Regions from separate parts of the Homo sapiens genome. Here region 1 is linked to region 2. A link is a contact called in ENCODE Hi-C or POLR2A ChIA-PET data. All regions are on one chromosome and are shown on one strand. The core of a region is the stretch at or near the end of the contact, and the rest is flanking DNA. Distances in the headings are between cores, read along the strand shown. Region 1 overlaps ASH1L (ASH1 like histone lysine methyltransferase). Region 2 holds the start of SCAMP3 (secretory carrier membrane protein 3).

Region 1 (3,719 bases), core at 547-3,046, 220 kb before region 2:
AGTGAAAAACCAGGCTTGAACACATTCATTAGCCAATTAAGGAAGCTGAATATGTTTCTACTTTACTTTTAGACAGAATTTAAAAAATAACTTCCTATTTAAGTATAACATACATATAGAAAAATACCCATCATAAATGTAACAGCTCAGCGAATTTTCATGAACTCAGCCATATGGGACAACCAACATTCAGATTAAGAAATGTGTTTGCCAGGTGCGGTGGCTCACCCCTGTAATCCCAGCACTTTGGGAAGCTGAGGGAAAATCACTTGAGCCCCGGAGTTCGAGATTAGCCTGGGCAACAAAGCAAGACCTCATCTCTACAAAAAAACCAAAAAACAAAAAACAACACAAAAAAATTAGCCAGACATGGTGGCTTGTGCCTGCAGTCCCAGACTTGGGAGGCTGAGGTGGGAGGATCACTTAAGCTTAGAAGTTCAAAGTTAGAATCAGGTCACTGCACTCCAGCCTGGGCCACAGAGTGAGACCCTGTCTTAAAAAAAATAAAAAAGTAGTATGACATTGCTAGCACCCAGTAAGAACCCCTTGGGCTTCTTTCTCATTACTGTCCTTACCATGAGTAATAATTTTTTTTATTTTTAATATCATAATAAATTTTTCCTCTTTGTGGTCTTTATATAAATGAAGTCAGAATAGGTACTCTGTTTTTCTGGCTCCATTAATTCAGTGTTGTTCGTGAGGCTTTTTGTATGTTTGTTTGCTTTTGAGGTGGAGTTTCATCCTTGTTGCCCTGGCTGGACTGCAATGGCATGATCTCAGCTCACTGCAACCTCCGCCTCCTGGGTTCAAGCGATTATCCTGCCTCAGCCTTCCGAGTAGCTGGGATTACAGGCATGTGCTACCACACCCGGCTAATTTTGTATTTTCATTTCAGACGGGGTTTCTCCCTGTTGGTCAGTCTGGTCTTGAACTCCTGACTTTGAGTGATCTGCCCGCATCAGCCTCCCAAAGTGCTGGGATTACAGGCGTGAGCCACTGTGCCCAGCCAGAGCTTTTTTTTTCTTTTTTTTTTTTTAAACTGTAATACATGGTATTGCGTGTAATCATAGTTCACATTTTTAAGGATAAGTTTTAAAATTGGAAGTGTCATTTTCAGGCATAAATATGTTTAAAAATATTTAAAACAAACTGCTTAATATTTGTTTTTAAAAGTATAAAAGTAATGAATGGGAATTGTTTTTTCATTTTTAATTTTTGTGGATACATAGTGTATTTATGGGATACATGAGATGTTTTGATACAGGCATGCAGTGTGTAATAATCACATCATAGAGAATGAGGTATTCATCCCCTCAAGCATTTATCCTTTGTGTTGCACACCATCTAGTTATACTCTTTTAGTTATTTCAAAATGTACAATTAAATGATTATTGACTATAGTCACACTGTTGTGCTGTCAACAGTAGGTCTTATTTATTCATTCTTTCTATTTTTTTTTTTTTATTTTTGGTACCCATTAACCTTCCCCACCTCCCCGGGATTCTTTAATATAATGTGAAGAAAGTGTGTGGGGTTTATTTAATTTTCAAGTTAACATAAGTCTGAGTATATGAGACTGTCAAAGCCAGTTTGCCCTTGGGCAAAATTATAAGGTCCAGTCCAAAAGAAGAGATAGTTCCCTTTATTCTGAGTCAATCAAGTACCACATGTATTGTGTTCATTTAAAGGTGCCACATGTAAAGAGGGATATTTACAAACTTAAAACACTTGCATCAGAAAATGACCAGAAAGAAGTGAAACTGTTGAGTCAGGAAGTTAAATATTTTGGTTGAGTTCAAATGTCTGACAGCCATTGGGAAGAAGAGGAATTAGACTTACTCTGTGATTTTTAGAAAGTGAGACTTGGACCAGTAACTGAAAGTTGCAAAAAAATATATTTCACTTTACTCTTAGGAAGAACTTTTTTTTTTTTTTCAATAGACACATTTCATTATGGGAAATTTAATACAAAAACATAGTGACTAGTTCAAAGTGAAGATACTAGAGTTAGATACCTGTCACTAGGATCATCTTTTATATTTCTTGTCTAATATTTGGAAACAGTCATTTCTGCAGGAGCCCTGATTCATTTTAATGGGAAATGGTTTTAGAGACCACGGTCTTGAGGTGTTCATTGCTAATGGGTTGTCGATGTTTGTAGGCATTTTAATGGATAGAGAGGTAGATAGACTTCATATATTTTTAATTCTATCTTAAAAGTATAGCCTTTTACTTCTTTGATTTTATAGTTGTACGTTTTTTGCTTCTAACATTTTGGTTCCTAGTGATATTCACATGGTTACCTATTTTATCTATGTATCTGTTAGTCATCTATCTGTCTAAATTCAAAATTACTATATGTATTACCAGTAATATGCTCACTGAGGGCAATTTACCACTTTCTTTTGCTGGGCAAGATGGCTTGTGCCTGTTAGCCCAACTACTCAGAAGGCTGAGCGGGGGGAGGATGGCTTAAGCCCAGGCATTCAAGGCTGCAGTGAGCTATGACTATGCCATTGCACTCCAGCCTGGGTGACAGAGCAAGACCCCATCTCTTAAAAAAAAATAAAAATAAAAATAAAAAATAGAGAGGTAGAGGTTCTTTGGTATTTGGTTTTGGGTTTTTTTTTTTTTTTGAGACGGAATCTCGCTCTTTCGCCCAGGCTGGAGTACAGTGGTGCTATCTTGGCTCACTGCAACCTCCCCGTCCCAGGTTCAAGTGATTCTCCTGCTTCAGCCTGCTGAGTAGCTGGGACTACAGGCATGCGCCACCATGCCCAGCTAATTTTTTGTATTTTTACCAGAGATGGGGTTTCACCATGTTCGACTGCTCTCAAACTCCTGACCTCAGGTGATCCACCCGTCTTGGCCTCACAAAGTGCTGGGATTACAGGCATGAGCCACTGCACCGGGTGGTTGGTTGGTTTTTGTTTTTGTTTTTGTTTTTGTTTTTTTTTTTTTTTGAGACAGAGCATCACTCTGTCACCTAGGCTAAAGTGCAGTGGTACGATCTTGGCTCACTGCAACCTCCCCCTCCCAGGTTCAAGCAATTCTCATACCTTAGCCTCCCAAGTAGCTGGGATTACAGGCGCCCGCCACCACGTCCGGCTGATATTTGTAGTTTTAGTAGAGATGGGGTTTCACCATGTTGGCCAGGCTGGTCTCAAACTCCTGACCTCAGGTGATCTGCCCACCTCGGCCTCCAAAAGTGGTGGGATTACAGGCATGAGCCACTGCGCCTGGCTGGCTTGCTTGTTTGTTTGTTTTTTGGGTAATGTTTTGAGATTTAGGATGTAGATTCTCAATATTGTGTTTTATAGTAATTCAAAATAATTACTTTTCATATACTTATATAACTAATTTTCTATATATTGAATAGATGAATTTCTTTTTTGTTTGTTTTTGAGACAGAGTCTTGCTCTTTCGCCCAGGCTAGAGTGCAGTGGCGCAATCTCGGCTCACTGCAACCTCTGCCTCCCAGGTTCAAGCGATTCTCCTGCCTCAGCCTCCCGGTAGCTGAGATAACAGGCACGTGCCACCAGCCCCAGCTAATTTTTGTATTTTTAGTAGAGATGGGGTTTCACCATGTTGGCCAAGCTGGTCTCGAACTCCTGACCTCAGGCGATCTGCCCACCTCAGCCTCCCAAAGTGCTGGGATTACAGGCGTGAGCCACCATGCCCGGCCTATTGCTTTTAATATTTGGAGATCTGGGATGCTT
Region 2 (4,081 bases), core at 778-3,277:
AGTTCTCCACATTGCCTGCCTTCCTGGCAGCTGATCCTTAGCATGCCCTTTTCAGTCCCATGCTCAGTTCTGTTTTTGTTTCCCAGACCCATGACAACAGAGAGCATCTAGCCATGATGGAAAGGATCTTGGGTCCTATCCCTTCCCGGATGATCCGAAAGACAAGGTGAACCTTGAGGGGGCACTAGTTAACTCTTTTCCTTTTCTCTCCACAGAATTGGTCTATTTCACATCATTTTCTTTTTTCTTTGATACCTCCTCTCCCCCCAGTTACTTTCAGATGGGGAAATAAGGGAATTGTAACAAGGGTGACCTTCTGATTCCTCAACCTCCCCTTCCCCTCTAGAAAGCAGAAATATTTTTACCGGGGTCGCCTGGATTGGGATGAGAACACATCAGCTGGGCGCTATGTTCGTGAGAACTGCAAACCGCTGCGGGTGAGCTGGGCTCGGGATAAATAGTGCCCACCGTCCAGAAGTCACTTCCTTCTTAGGGTGGTTTGCCCCCTGGAATGCTCTTCACAAGCAGAGGGTTAGGAAAGGAGGGGAGGAAAGCTGAAAGAAGACATCTTTGGTCAACAGAGGAAACATAAGAGGGAGTGGTTTTGTGGAGGGAAGGAGGTTAGACAGCCTAACCTTGAGACAACCAGAGATCAAAGCAATGTCCTGGATTCTTTAGGTCAGACAGAAAAGAATAAACTACCTTTGAAGAGCTTACATTTTAATGAGGAACTAAAGAAGATTCATGAAGTTGACAAGGATATACAAGTAGAAAGAACTTTCAAAGATTATGGAGTAATTGTGCTAGTGGGAAGGTAGGTTGAGCTATAATATCAGAAACGTTGGTCCTGGTGTGGTCGTGGTTAGGTAGCCTTCAAATTGGTTGCAAGCAGAGCCTTGGTTCTCCAAGAATGAAAGGTAGGGTCTTGAAGAAGGCAGGGTTTGTAAGGCATCCTGCCTCACCTTTTTCCTGCCCTCCTCCACCAGCGGTATCTGACCTCAGAGGCAGAGGAACACCACCAGCTCTTCGATCTGATTGAAAGCATGCTAGAGTATGAACCAGCTAAGCGGCTGACCTTGGGTGAAGCCCTTCAGCATCCTTTCTTCGCCCGCCTTCGGGCTGAGCCGCCCAACAAGTTGTGGGACTCCAGTCGGGATATCAGTCGGTGACGATCAGGCCCTGGGCCCCCCTGCATCTTTTATAGCAGTGGGTGTCCAGTCCAGGACACTGGTGCTTTTTTATACAAGAGAACGAGCCAGAGTTCACTCCTTCCTCCTGGCTCTCTATATACCTGTGAATATGTGAAATAGTGTAAATATGAAAGAACTTGTACCTATCACTTCAACCCCTGCCTTGTACATAATACTATTCCATCCACACAGTTTCCACCCTCACCTGCCCCCTCATACGGAGTTGGATGGGGGCCGAGTGAGGTAACCAGGTGGCATCTACCCCATGTTTTATAAGGAATTTTGTACAGTCTTTGTGAAATAAAATAACGTGCTTCATTTGACCCCCATCCCTGGAGTTGGAGGTTTGGGAATGCTGGGGTGGAGGGATGAAACTATTGGCAAACTTTCTGAGTTTGGGTATGAAGGGAGTCCTCCTTACCCTCCAAAATGAAGCACAGCCAGGCTACCAGTTTATTTCCCCTGTCCACCTTATCATATGGGAGGGTAGTGATGGGTGGGGCAGCATTTCTTTCAGATTAAAACAGAGAAGTGTTATGAGGTGGCACTTCTCGGATGTGGAATTATGAGAGTTGGGAAAGATCTGACTCCTAGAGTCATTAGGCCGCGGCCCAGTATAGAGCCAGAAACTCAGGTTGAAAACGTGCTCAACCTGGCTCCTAGGGGGGATTGCCACGACCGGTCAGAAGGCTCCCGTCGTCCATCTCGGGAGACTAGGAAGGCCGGATTCCTACGCGAGGCCTGCTGGGAAGTGTAGTTCGTTAGTGGAAGGAAGTCACATGGAAGAGGGGCGGTAGTTGGTTGTGGGCACTGGGTTAGAGGTATCACGTGGGGGCACTTTCGTCTTAGCTTTTGGACAAGACGCAGGCGCAACCCACGGCTGCTGCGGGGATCCTTGTGGCCCTTCCGGTCGGTGGAACCAATCCGTGCACAGAGAAGCGGGGCGAACTGAGGCGAGTGAAGTGGACTCTGAGGGCTACCGCTACCGCCACTGCTGCGGCAGGGGCGTGGAGGGCAGAGGGCCGCGGAGGCCGCAGTTGCAAACATGGCTCAGAGCAGAGACGGCGGAAACCCGTTCGCCGAGCCCAGCGAGCTTGACAACCCCTTTCAGGTGACTTGCGCCAGTCGGCCTCTTTTGGGCGGTCAGGTTGATTCTTCCCGGTTCTGTAGGGTCGGGCTAACTTGTATCCCCATTTGTGACATTTGATCCTGGGAAGAGCCGCCACGTGGGGTGACAGTGACTCCAGACCAGTGAGCACTCTGGGGGGCGGGCCCTGCCCCTTAATGGGCTGGTGCTGGCAGTGTTGGATGATGGATTTGAGGTAAATGTTGTCCCAGTCCTGGGACAACGGCGTGGCCCCGAAGGTGCAGTACTTGGAGCCACAGGCAGTTTGGGAATGGTCCCTGGGAATTCCCCTAGGTGGCACTGGGTGCCAGCTGAGACCCGGGTCTCTGCCCTCAGGACCCAGCTGTGATCCAGCACCGACCCAGCCGGCAGTATGCCACGCTTGACGTCTACAACCCTTTTGAGACCCGGGAGGTGAGCTACTGGAGAGCATAGGAGTTCAAGGAAGGGAAGGGTTTGCCAGTGAGACAAGTTAGCTTGGGTACAGGGGACTTTTCTGCATGCACAGGAAGGAAGAGGCACTGTGATCTTAGTTCCCTGAGAGAGGCTAGTCAGCCATGGGATGCCTCATCCTTCTAGGGCCACCAGGGCCACCAACCCAAATGGTTTGAGCTCTAAAAGTCAGTCCTGGGAAGATCTGGAGGCTGGCAAGGCCTTAACCAATGTTCTGTATGGGAAGGCTTTCTTGAAGAAAATAAAGGTTGGGGCTGGTTGGAGTTTAGGTTAGGTGTGCAGTTTGAAAGCAAGGAATGAGGAGGACTACACCTGTTTGTCCCACTGGATTAGAAGATGGTGAGTTGTAAGAATTTAAGGGGTTTTCATGGTACTTAAAACTTAAAAAAAAAAGCCAAGCATGGTGTGCATGCCTGTAATCCCACTTGGGAGGCTGAGGTGGGAGGATTGCTTGAGCCCAGGAATTTGATGGAGACCATCCTGGGCAACAGCGAGACCCCCATCTCTTGAAACGTTTTAAAAATTGGCTAGGTGTAGTGGCACATGCCTGTAGTCCTTGCTACTTGGGAGGCTGGGATGGAAAGACTGCTTGGGCCCAGGAGTTTGAGGCTTCGATGAGTGATGATTGCACCACTGCACTCCAGCCTGGGTGGCAGAGAGACAACCCCACACTCCATCCCCAGAAGAAAAGAAAAAAAAAAAACACAGTTAAGTGGGGAGATATGGTAAATGAGTGATTTGAGTCCTCACTAAGGAATTGGATATGAGGGATGATAAGGCTGCTACAGGTCATCATAGAGTTCTCTGACAGAAATTCAACAGAAGAACTAGCTTCCTAACAAATGGGGGAAAGGCTGCTTCCTTACATCATGAGTTCTGGGTCTAAAGGTATTCAAGCAGACTCTAGATTCCTGTGTTATGAGGGACTAGATGATCACTAAGGTCTTTTCCTCAACAGCCACCACCAGCCTATGAGCCTCCAGCCCCTGCCCCATTGCCTCCACCCTCAGCTCCCTCCTTGCAGCCCTCGAGAAAGCTCAGCCCCACAGAACCTAAGAACTATGGCTCATACAGCACTCAGGTACAGGAGGTGTGCAGGTGAGGGCTGGGGAGAAGGGCCAGTCCTGGGGCCCAGGGCTCACATCTCCGTCTGCTCACACTGGGCAGGCCTCAGCTGCAGCAGCCACAGCTGAGCTGCTGAAGAAACAGGAGGAGCTCAACCGGAAGGCAGAGGAGTTGGACCGAAGGGAGCGAGAGCTGCAGCATGCTGCCCTGGGGGGCACAGCTAGTAAGTAATAGAGTGGGGAAGAGC

What was found. A loop is a pair of places that touch in the nucleus more often than their neighbours do. ChIA-PET counts read pairs that join two places held with the same protein, here RNA polymerase II (POLR2A). Pooled maps may share reads with other maps.
Region 1: a pooled map shows a loop between it and region 2 (2.5-fold over the local background). The contact joins the enhancer-like site here to the promoter of SCAMP3 in region 2. A Hi-C loop is called at or near these places in 5 of 50 pooled maps. POLR2A ChIA-PET finds 5 or more read pairs at or near these places in 4 of 52 experiments (BJ, Caco-2, SK-N-SH and 1 more).

Annotation. Positions count from the first base shown.
Region 1 is chr1:155,484,173-155,487,891 of GRCh38, reverse strand. The region is part of intron 2 of ASH1L (ASH1 like histone lysine methyltransferase); the gene reads left to right. Among named protein-coding and RNA genes, the nearest start is that of ASH1L-AS1, 76 kb to the left of the region's middle. Within about 2 kb of position 1,796, at least 3 of the 41 ENCODE cell types and tissues checked have a DNase peak (open chromatin) inside an H3K27ac peak, as active enhancers do.
Region 2 is chr1:155,260,306-155,264,386 of GRCh38, reverse strand. SCAMP3 (secretory carrier membrane protein 3) reads left to right here and starts at 2,027. Exons shown (of 9, transcript NM_005698.4): 1 at 2,027-2,301; 2 at 2,653-2,730; 3 at 3,728-3,850; 4 at 3,937-4,057. The coding sequence starts at 2,236. CLK2 (CDC like kinase 2) reads left to right here. Exons shown (of 13, transcript NM_001294338.2): 11 at 87-166; 12 at 347-437; 13 at 987-1,519. The coding sequence ends at 1,169.